Linked DNA regions of Homo sapiens: region 1 is linked to region 2. A link is a contact called in ENCODE Hi-C or POLR2A ChIA-PET data. All regions are on one chromosome and are shown on one strand. The core of a region is the stretch at or near the end of the contact, and the rest is flanking DNA. Distances in the headings are between cores, read along the strand shown.

Region 1 (4,945 bases), core at 37-2,536, 2.6 Mb before region 2:
ATGGTCCAAGAGTCCAGCAAAGAGTAATGAGGAGGGCCATGGCACATAGGGAGGAGTGGTGAAGACTGAAAAATACGTGAGCAGCCAAAGAAGGTGCCTAACAGTGAGGCAGCATCCTAGTTCTGGTTCAGCTAACTCACATTCCTCTCACCATGGGGTGAACCAATTCTCAGCTACCCTGGGGGGAAGGCTTGTTGAAGATGACGCCTGCAGAAGCTGACTGGCAGAGTAGTGGACTCTGGGATGGGATACCGGCAGGGGCATTTCCCCACCAGCTTCACCCTGGAGATAACTCCATGTTTCAGAACCTGTTACCTTTTTCCTCAAACATGAGCTATTTTTCCTAGTTTCCTTTGAAAGATCGGACCGAAAGTCAAGTTTTCGTGGTTTAGGCTCACCCTTCAAAACACCCGAAATAACTTTTGCAGAAATCTTCCTCATGTTCAAGTTTTCTTTCAAAATGAGCCTAACAGTTTCTTTGTCTAAATTTAACTCTTCAGCCATCATCCTCACGGTTAACTGCCTGTTTGAACAAACCAAGTCCTTGACCTTCTGGATATTGTCATCTGTTCGGTGGGTGACTGGACGCCCACTTCGGGCATCATCTCGAACATCTTCCCGTCCTTCTTTAAACCTTTTGTGCCAGTCAAAAACTCTGGCCCTTGACATGACTTCATCCCCATAAGCTTCTTTTAAAAGATGGTGGGTCTCACTTGCAGACTTGTTCAATTTCACGCAAAATTTGATACTAATCCTTTGTTCTAAATAGCGGTCACTCATTCTGGCACTGAACAACACAGGAACGTTTAACAGGCCACGACTGTAAGGGAAAGACGGACAGATCAATCTTTATAGGGCTGCAGGTGTAATCATATCGCTCTTCTTGCTCTTCTAGAAGCCTCGCCGGGAAAGAGTAATTGCTTTTATGAATTTTTGTCCCTCAGCTTCCAGTCGAGGCTGGGGAGATCCGTTCTGGGAAGCCAACAGTCGCTGCAAAGCTGGGAAAAATTAAATCGCCTACAACCACGTCTGCATCAAACCAGTGCACGCACATCTGCCGAGAGTTTGCCAGTCACCAAGGTCGCTCCGATTCCGCGGCCCTTAAGGAGTATATGGCGAATTCTGCAAGAAAGGCCTAAGTGGTGGCAAATTAAGCAAGCAAGAAGAGATGCATCGGTGATGTAACGTGCAAGCTCGCCCTAGATCTGCAGAAACCCGCGCACGCCAAACCTACCGGAGCAGCCCAGGAACCGCCTGCTCTAGCGTCCCGGGAGACAGGCGCGCATGCGCAATTCTCTCTCCCCGCGGATTAGACTGTGCGCAGTCGCACTGCGGCGGCGCGCGCCAGGTCCCGCCTCCGCCTCGCCACACCCCGGCAGGCGCGCTTCCTTGCGCGTGCCCGCCTGCTGAGAAGGCGGAAAGGAGGGGCGGGGGAGGAAGGCTGAGGGAAGAGAGGGCACCCCCGGGCGTCAGGGTGCATTGTGGGAAGGAGGCGGCAGCGTCTCGGGCGGGCGGGAGGTGCACCAGCGGCGGCGGCGGCGGTAAATCCTCCCGGCCGCTCACAGCACTGTGGAGCCGCGTCCCCAGCCCGGCCTCGGACCGCGGCACCCCTCCTGGCCCTCGCGGCTTCTAGCCCGCCCGCCCCTCCCCCGCGCGTCGGCCCTGCCGAGCCGGCCGGCCGGCCTGGCTCCCCTCCCCGGCCCCGACGGGCGGGCGGACTGCCCTGAGGAGGCGGGGAGGGGAGGGCTGGGCCGGCCGGCGGGCGGGCGACGATGCCGAACTTCTGCGCTGCCCCCAACTGCACGCGGAAGAGCACGCAGTCCGACTTGGCCTTCTTCAGGTTCCCGCGGGACCCTGCCAGGTAAGCGGCGGGCGCAGAGCGGGCGGCCCGGGCCCACCTTCGCGGTGAGCGCTGCCAGCCGCCGGCCCCTGGCGGGCTCCCGGGCTGGCTGAGAGGGGCGCAGGAGGCGGGCGCAGCGCACTGCCGTCGACCCCAGCGTTGGACCGAGATGGGGAGCCGGCCCCGAGCCGTGGGCGGGCGGGCGTCCGGGGACCTCGGAGCACGTGCGCTGGTGGGGGCTCTGCGCGGAGGACACCACCCCAAACGCGAGGGAGCTGGGGCGGCGCGCGGACGCGGGATGCTGTGGGTTCTCGCCGTGGCTCACTTGCTGTGTGACCTCGGGGGAGTCGCTTTCCTCTCTGGGCGTTAGTTTCCTTAGCTGTCAAAAGAGAGCAGGACTCTATGGTTGTGGCCACTGGGGCCTTTCCCTCTCCTTGCCACCACCCCCGGGACAGTGTTTCTGTTTTGAGTCCCGCTACCTTCTTTCATCTCATCGCAACTGCTTTCTCCTTCGGACTTGTCATTGCACGGTTCAGGATTCATTTTCTGGCTGTCACCGTTACTCATTTTCTCGCTTGGGTATTGTAGGGATAACAGAGGGTGTACGCGTGAGGGCGTGGAAATTGGTATTGGAACCTCTTCCTTCGGATAACCCCCACACACTGACATATTTAGGGAATGATAGCATAGGGACTGTGTTTGAAAGGCTGAGATGTTTCATAGGCCTGTCTTGTTGGTTCATTCATTTAAAATCAATGCCTACTATGTGCCGAGCGCAAATGTTAGGTGCTGGGAGTTCATGGGTGAATAAGGGTGTCACTGCTTGCAGAAAGCTCTCAGTCCAGTAAGGGAACAGGTGCAGCAACGGGCGACTATAATTTATGTTATTTATTAATTAGTTCAATTAATTATTGAAGGTCTACTTGTGTTGGCATTGTTGTGAGCAGTGGGGGTTACAGATGAACAAATCGAAGTCCTTGCTTTCATGAAGATTACATTCTAATGGGGGGGGAATAAACAAGTAAAATACGTAGTGTGTCGGATGATGATAAATACTGTGGAGAAAAATAAACAAAGGTTAGAGGGTAGGGGAATAAGTAGTATCAAGGGACGCACAATTGCTATTTTAAATACAGTGATTAGAGAAGGCCTCACTAAGAAGGTGAATTTGAGCAAAGACCAGGTGAAGGGGCCAGCCATGGAGATACCTTGGGCAGCAGCATTCCAAAGAAGGCAAAGACAGGGCAACCAGGAGTCCAGGGAGAGGGACTGGGAGAGAGGTGAGATGAGACCAGAAAGGTGTGTGTATGGTAGGGGCAAATTCTTTAGGTAGGACCTTGTAGGTCTTGGAAGGCACTATGGTTTTTATTATGAGTGAAATAGGAAGTCATTGAAGGGTTTAGAGCAGAGACTTAAATTTTAACAGGATCAGTGGCTGCTCATTAGATTGTGGGGAGGCAAAGGTGAAAGCCGGAAGACCAGTTAAAAGGCTGTTGTAATAATCCAGATTAATAGAGGAGGAGATGGTAAATTTGAGATATGGTTTGAAGGTGAAGCCAACATCATTTGCTAATGGTTTGGAGGTAGATTGTAAAAGAAAAAGAGAACTTAAGGACGACTTCAAGATTTTAAAAATCTATGTTGGCCAGGTTGGTCTTGAACTCCTGGCTTCAAGCAGTCCTCCTGTGTCGGTCTCCCAAAGTGCTAGAACAGGCTCTGAGCCACCGCGCCCAGCCGACTTCAAGATTTTTAACGTGAGCATTTGCTGAGATAGGGAAGACTGGGAAGAGCAGGTTTGGTAGAGGAATACTAGAAGTTTGGGTTTGAGAGACCTGATAGACATTCAAGAATAGATGTCTAGGCCGGGCATGGTGGCTCACACCTGTAATCCCAGCACTTTGGGAGGCCTAAGCAGGCGGATCACTTGAGGTCAGGAGTTCGAGACCAGCCTGGCCAACATAGGGAAACCCTGTCTCTATTAAAAAATACAAAAATTAGCTGAGCCCAGTGGTGCGTGCCTGTCCAGCTACTCAGGAGGCCAAGACGTGAGAATCGCTTGAACCCAGGAGGCAGAGGTTGCAGTGAGCCGAGATCGTGCCACTGCACTCCAGTCAGGGTGACAGAACAAGACTCCGTCTCAAGAAAGAAAGAATAGATGAAAAAAAAAAAAGAATAGATGTCTTTCTTCATACCATATACAGAAATGAACTCCAAATGGCCTATACTTTTATTGAGATCAAAGGCCTAAATATAAGAGCTATGTCATTAAACTTTTAGGAAAAAAATACAGATAAATCTTCATGACTTTAGATTTGGCAGCACATTCTTGTTTGTTTTTTGTTTTTTTTGAGAGTCTCACTCTGTTGCCCAGGCTGCAGTGCAGTGGCACAGTCTCAGCTCACTGCAACCTCTGCCACCGATGTTCACAAACTATTCTACTCACTCAGCCTCCCAGGTAGCTGGGATTGCAGGCATCCGCCACCATGCCTGGCTAATTTTTGTATTTTTTTTTAGTCAAGACGGGGTTTCGCCATGTTGGCCAGGCTGGTCTCGAACTCCTGATCTCAGGTGATCTGCCCGCCTTGGCCTCCCAAAGTGCTGGGATTACAGGTGTAAGCCACCGTGCTTGGCTGGCACCACATTCTTAGATATGACACCAAAATACATGCAGTAAAAAGAAAAATAGACTAATTGGACTTCATCAAAATTAAACTTTTGTGTATCAAAGAACATTACCAAGAAAGTGAAAAGAATGGAAGAAGGTACTTGCAAATAATACATTTGATCTGGGTCCAGTATCCAGAATATATAAAGAACTCTTACAATTCAGCAACAAAAAGACAACCCAATTTTAAAATAGGCAAAGGACTTCTTTCTTTAAACAGAAGATATAAATGGCTAAAAAGCACATGAAAAGATGCTGAGCATCACTCGTTATTAGAGAAGTTCAAATCAAAACCACAAGTGGCAGTTAGATGTAGAATTACTGTGTGTCCCAGCAATTCCATTCCTAGGCGTATATCCAAAGAATTGCAAACTGATATTCAAAAAAACCAAATGTACACACATTCATAGCAGCACTATTCGCAATAGTCAAAAGGTAGA
Region 2 (5,490 bases), core at 1,267-3,766:
GTTTAGGCCATAAAGTCTCTGAAGACAAAACTTACACAGAGTACTTGGTAATATGAAGGCAGCTTCAGAGGATAATGAGGCTGTGTATGTGTCAATGCAAAATGAAAGCTTAAAACATTAAAACATTTTAGGTAAGAGGTGGACTAGACCATAAGGCCCTTCAAAATGACAGGGAACAGTACCACCTGTCTAGGTGACTACAGAGACCAAAGCAGCAGGGAGGACTGATTCATAAAGTTCTGTAGGAAGTACAAAGTAATTATAGTTCCAATCCTCAGATGTTACTTTAAAGTCTATTTCAGGAAGCATAATGAAAACTTGGTACCCATCAGAAAGAAAATAGCTACTCACTTTTGTTTGCATAATCTTTTTAAAAAGTTTCTTGGTTTAAGCTGCTCTTTGTATGTGCCAGGGTTCTGGGTTAATGGTGGAGAGGACCCTATTAGATCTGACAAACTACTTGTAAAATCAAATGTCCATGCTACAAGCCAGGTTTTTACCATTTTATTTTAGATGCATGTTCTACCTGCACATGGCTGGGAGAGGAACCAGAAGGGAGTAAATTTTGATAGAGATGGTTTGAGGATATAGCTGTTGTCTTGATAGGCCAGAATAGATGATATTTTAAGAACTTTGGTTCTTCCCTGTAATTTATTCTAGGTCAGCAATTCATCCCTGGGCCTGAGAAGGCACTTTTTCAATCCTGTCATTTCTACAGCTAAGCAAATAACTCCCCAATAATGAGAAAAAGTACATAAATGTTTTGTGAATGATATACACAAATGATATACATTTGTGTATAGACACAAATGTAAGGACATATTTTTTATTATTCACTTAGAAAGTTTTTTTGTTTTTTTTTTTTTTTTTTAAGACAGGGACTTGTTCTGTCACCCAGATTTCAGTGTAGTGGTGCCATACCTCAGCCTCCAACTCCTGGACTCAAGCAATCCTTCTGCTTCAGGCTCCTGAGTAGCCGGAACTACAGGAGCACACCACGATATTCGGCTATTTTATTTTTTGTAGAGATAGTGTCTTGCTTTGTTGCCCAGCCTGGTCTCGAACTCCTGGGCTCAAGCGATTCTACCGCCTCGGCCTCCCAAAGTGCTGGGATTACAGACGTGAGCCACCGCGCCCAGCTGCTTTATGGATTTTTTTTTTTGGAGACAGAGTCTCGCTCTTGTTGCCCAGACTGGAGTGCAATGGTGTGACCTTGGCTCACTGCAACCTCCGCCTCCCGTGTTCAAGCGATTCTCCTGCCTCAGCCTCCCAAGTAGCTGGGATTACAGGCACCCGCCACCACACCACGTTAATTTTTTGTATTTTTAGTAGAGATGGGGTTTCATCATGTTGGCCAAGGCTGGTCTGGAACTCCTGACGTCAGGTGATCCACCCAACTCAGCCTTCCAAAGTGCTGGGATTACAGGGATGAGCCACCACGCCCGGCTTTTTTTTTTTTTTTTTTTTTTTTTTTCTGTTGAGATGGAGTCTCGCTCTGTCGCCAGGCTGGAGTGCAGTGGTGTGATCTCGGCTCACTGCAACCTCCGCCTCCCGGGTTCAAGCGATTCTCCTGCCTCAGCTTCCCGAGTAGCTGGGACTACAGGCGCGCGCCACCACCCCCAGCTAATTTTTGCATTTTTAGTAGAGACAGGGTTTCACCATGTTGGCCAGGATGGTCTCGATCTCTTGACCTCGTGATCCACTCGCCTCCGCCTCCCAAAGTGCTGGGATTACAGCCGTGGGCCACCGCGCCCAGCCCGCTTTATGGATTTTGCAAGTCATTTACTCCCTCTAAGCTTCAGTTTCCTCATCTGCAAAATTGGGAGGCCATGATTCTGGCAGTTATAACATTCCTGGGAGCAATGGAGGAGAATGTTATTTAGTAAGATGCCTGTGAGGAATTATGATGAGAGGATGGAGAAGGTGGGGTGTGTGCAATGGTGAAGAAGGGATCTGAGGACTGTGAGGCACGGCTGAGGGCTCAGGAAAGAGGCTCCCATTACAAATTTTAAGGCTATAGGACCCCACCCACACTTTTTGGGGGATCATATTCCACCTTTGTCCCGGCCCCGCCTCCGCCCCACCCTTCTCCCCCTCCCCTTTCTTTCCTTCCCCTCCCCTCAGGCTGAGAGGCGCCACACTTCTTATGGCCGCCACAGTGCTCCGCTTTCCACAGCTCGAGGGCTGCGCGCGCTCTCACGCTGCCACCTCACTCGCGTGTGGGCTCGCCCTCAGCCCCTTCCGATTGGCTCATTATGTAAGTGACGTAAGGGCTCCAGCCTCCCACTAACTTATCCCTGGCTTGCCCCGCCTCCTCCTGGCTTCTTTTGACGCCAGTGGAAACCTAACCTGCCCCGTCGCCGCCGTGCGGGAGGAGCCGGTAGAGCTGTCCAAACCAGGAAGGCGATGGCGATGGCGGTGGCGCGCACGCATGCACGCACGCACGCACGCCAGCGGCCGGCGGGGCCGCAGGCTCGCGCCCGGGCTCGCCCCGCGCCGCTCCAGAGGCTCGCGCACTCAGCAGGTTGGGCTGCGGCGGCGGCGGCAGCTGTGGAAGCTCAGGCGCTGCGCGTGAGAGGTCCCAGATACGTCTGCGGTTCCGGCTCCGCCACCCTCAGCTTCTCTTCCCCAGGTCTGGGAGCCGAGTGCGGAAGGAGGGAACGGCCCTAGCTTTGGGAAGCCAGAGGACACCCCTGGCTCCTGCCGACACCGCCCTCCTTCCCTTCCCAGCCGCGGGCCTCGCTCGGTGCTAGGCTACTCTGCCGGGAGGCGGCGGCGGCTGCCAGTCTGTGGAGAGTCCTGCTGCCCTCCAGCCGGGCTCCTCCACCGGGCCTTGCAGGGGCCGAGAGAGCTCGGTGCCCGCCCTTCCGCTCGCCTTTTTCGTCAGCTGGCTGGAGCAGCATCGGTCCGGGAGGTCTCTAGGCTGAGGCGGCGGCCGCTCCTCTAGTTCCACAATGTCCACGGGCGGAGACTTCGGGAATCCGCTGAGGAAATTCAAGCTGGTGTTCCTGGGGGAGCAAAGCGGTGAGTGCGTGGCTCCCCTACTCCTGGCAGCTGGCCGCAGCGTCCCCGCACCGCCCCCGGTGCGGCCCTTCCGTCCGCGGAGGCTCCCTGCCCGCCTCGCGTCCGCGCTCGTTGCCACCGCAGCCCTTCCCGATGTGCCCCCCGGTGCCACTGGCTCTTCGCCAGTGGCCGAGTTTTTACCCTGTTCCCCGGGTTCTTCAATCCTCGACTCCCCGGCTCCGTTCCCCGCAGTCCGGCCATCTCCGGTCGATCTGCCCTCCCTCCCCAGACCTCACCCCGCCCAGCCTCTTGTCCATCCCTTTCTTCCTCCGGTCTCGGTCATTGCCCGTACCCCGGCCCCCTTTCTTGAGCCCCACCCTTATTCCTTGCTCTTTTCCCAGTTCCTCAGCTCTGTGAGGCCCACTCAGGGAAGCCCCACTCCCGAGAGCGGGCCCTCTTCAACCTTGGCCAAGGAGGGTGGGATCTGGGCGTTGTTTTCCCCAGAGGCTTGGCCCTGCGAAGTGCTGATGTCGTGGAAGGTGGGAAGGGGTGGTAGTAGAAAAAATTAAATGATTTTCACCTGGGTGGGAAATTAGTCTGGGCCATAGAGGAAACATCTGAATTGGAGACGACTTGAGCATGGGGTGGTTGGGGGTGAAAGGGGTAGCGTCGGCAGTGGAGATTTTTGCCCCTTAGGTTAGATGGGGCTGTGGCTTGTCGGAAAACCTCATTTTGTTCTCTTGACTTTCATCACTGACAATTCTTTTGGCAATGTTGATGATTTTTCAATCTCTGCCAGATGCTATGTCATGATCATTTTACTTGGAATTTTTCTCATCTCACCTCCCCTTTTTCTCTTTTCAACATGAAGCAGCGTCTGAGTCTCATGGTGGTACAAAAGGGAATTACTGGGGAAATGTTAATTATTCATTCCTTCTTGAGTATTTTCCAATGATATATTGAGGATTCATGTGAGAGAAGGCTTGGAATAACAAACATCTTTGTTTTGTCGGATTTCCTTTGGAAAATGGAGTAGAGTAGGAACAGACTCATCATCTAGTTACCTAAATTAGATTTAAATACCATTTGGGCTAAATAATTCTTTTATGCTTAATATTCTGTACTGTCTGATGAGTGAAATTGTTATGTCATTTACCTGGTCAGGTTCTGCTGTCACTGTACTTTTGTATTAGATACTAGATCCTAATTTTGTGATGGTTGTATCTACGATTACTTCTTGTAGTAATTCCAGTTTTATGCTGTATTATACAAACTTGACACTCGACAATTCAGAGATGATTACCCTCCTTTGTTTTTCTCATACTTTGCATGCCCATCTTTAAAATTCAGACATTGAGAGATTAGTTCTGAGTCATCAAACATTGAGTACCTACTAGGTGTTTTAGGTGAGGTTATAGAAAACATTAGTTATTTGTTTTGACTGGAAGGCATGTAAGTGATATAAATTCGTAGCTTTTATTACTACTTTGAACTATTTATACTAATTTGTATGCCATCACAGAGGTTAATACTCTTGCAAAATTGCCTCCAGTTAGAACTGGGAAATCATTTTTCTCCTTTCATGTGTAGATTATCTTCCCCTCCTCCCTTTTGGGGGGAAAAATACAATCTCCCTCCTTTTTGCTTATATATTTTCCTGAAGTAAGTATAAACTTGTGTCTTTAGGTGAGTAACTTGGTAGAACCTATGGAGTTGCTTCTAGTCCAGCTTTTCTGTGTCAATATCAGGATAGTTCCCAAACATAAAATATAGTTTATTGGTTATTATTGATAAAAAGGATCCAAAGTGCTTATTGTGCATTCTAAGGATATTATTGCCTTCCTTATGTTGTGATGCACAGCTATTTAGTTTGCATGAAAAAACCTATTCATCTTCCTGCCTAAAAAGGTTTTAGCATGAATGGAGTGCTTAACTTCCTAAGTATCTTCAGGTTTCCTTTGAATTTCTTGAGTATTTGTGTATGTTCTAATGCATAATGGAGAGTTTTATGGCTTCTAATTTCGTACCTTGTTTAAGCCTCTACTACCCTCCCCCCTCCATTACTGAAGCCTGGTTAGATTTTTTTTAATAGACTTCATTTTTTAGAACAGTTTTAGACTTACAGAAAAATTGAAAAGATAGTGTAGAGTTCCCATATACCCACACATCTAGTTTCCCCTGTTATCAACATCTTGCATTAGTATGGCACATTTGTTAACAATTAATGAACTAATATTGATATGTTATTATTAACTTAAGTCCATAGTTTATTTAGATTTTTAGTTTTAACCTAATGTCCTTTTTCTGTTTCAGCATTCAATTCAGGATGTGAAGTTAATTATCTTTTGAGGTTACTATATTGTCAAGTAATGCCATTCATTAGCTTTGACAATGAAAGATTGATCTCTGTTTTCATGGTCAGTGTCTATAGTTTTCTTATGCGTTAGAAGTCTGTAGACTCCATGTCCTTTTGATGTAACTCTTCAT

What was found. Hi-C counts contacts between places; a loop is a spot of excess contacts on that map. ChIA-PET counts read pairs that join two places held with the same protein, here RNA polymerase II (POLR2A). Pooled maps may share reads with other maps.
Region 1: a map of B cell shows a loop between it and region 2 (9-fold over the local background). The contact joins the promoter of GVQW3 here to the promoter of RAB6A in region 2. A Hi-C loop is called at or near these places in 1 of 168 maps with a recorded cell type or tissue (B cell) and 9 of 50 pooled maps. POLR2A ChIA-PET finds 5 or more read pairs at or near these places in 1 of 52 experiments (activated T-cell).

The regions. Positions count from the first base shown.
Region 1 is chr11:76,377,664-76,382,608 of GRCh38, reverse strand. GVQW3 (GVQW motif containing 3) reads right to left here and starts at 1,286. Exons shown (of 2, transcript NM_001347885.2): 1 at 316-1,286. The coding sequence starts at 780. THAP12 (THAP domain containing 12) reads left to right here and starts at 1,477. Exons shown (of 5, transcript NM_004705.4): 1 at 1,477-1,861. The coding sequence starts at 1,773. RefSeq lists a silencer at 1,199-2,128 and an enhancer at 1,771-2,272.
Region 2 is chr11:73,758,100-73,763,589 of GRCh38, reverse strand. RAB6A (RAB6A, member RAS oncogene family) reads left to right here and starts at 2,516. Exons shown (of 8, transcript NM_198896.2): 1 at 2,516-3,024. The coding sequence starts at 2,955. LOC124902711 (a long non-coding RNA gene) reads right to left here and starts at 2,432. Exons shown (of 2, transcript XR_007062775.1): 1 at 2,350-2,432; 2 at 490-1,853. RefSeq lists silencers at 1,909-2,098, 2,259-2,568 and an enhancer at 2,865-3,365.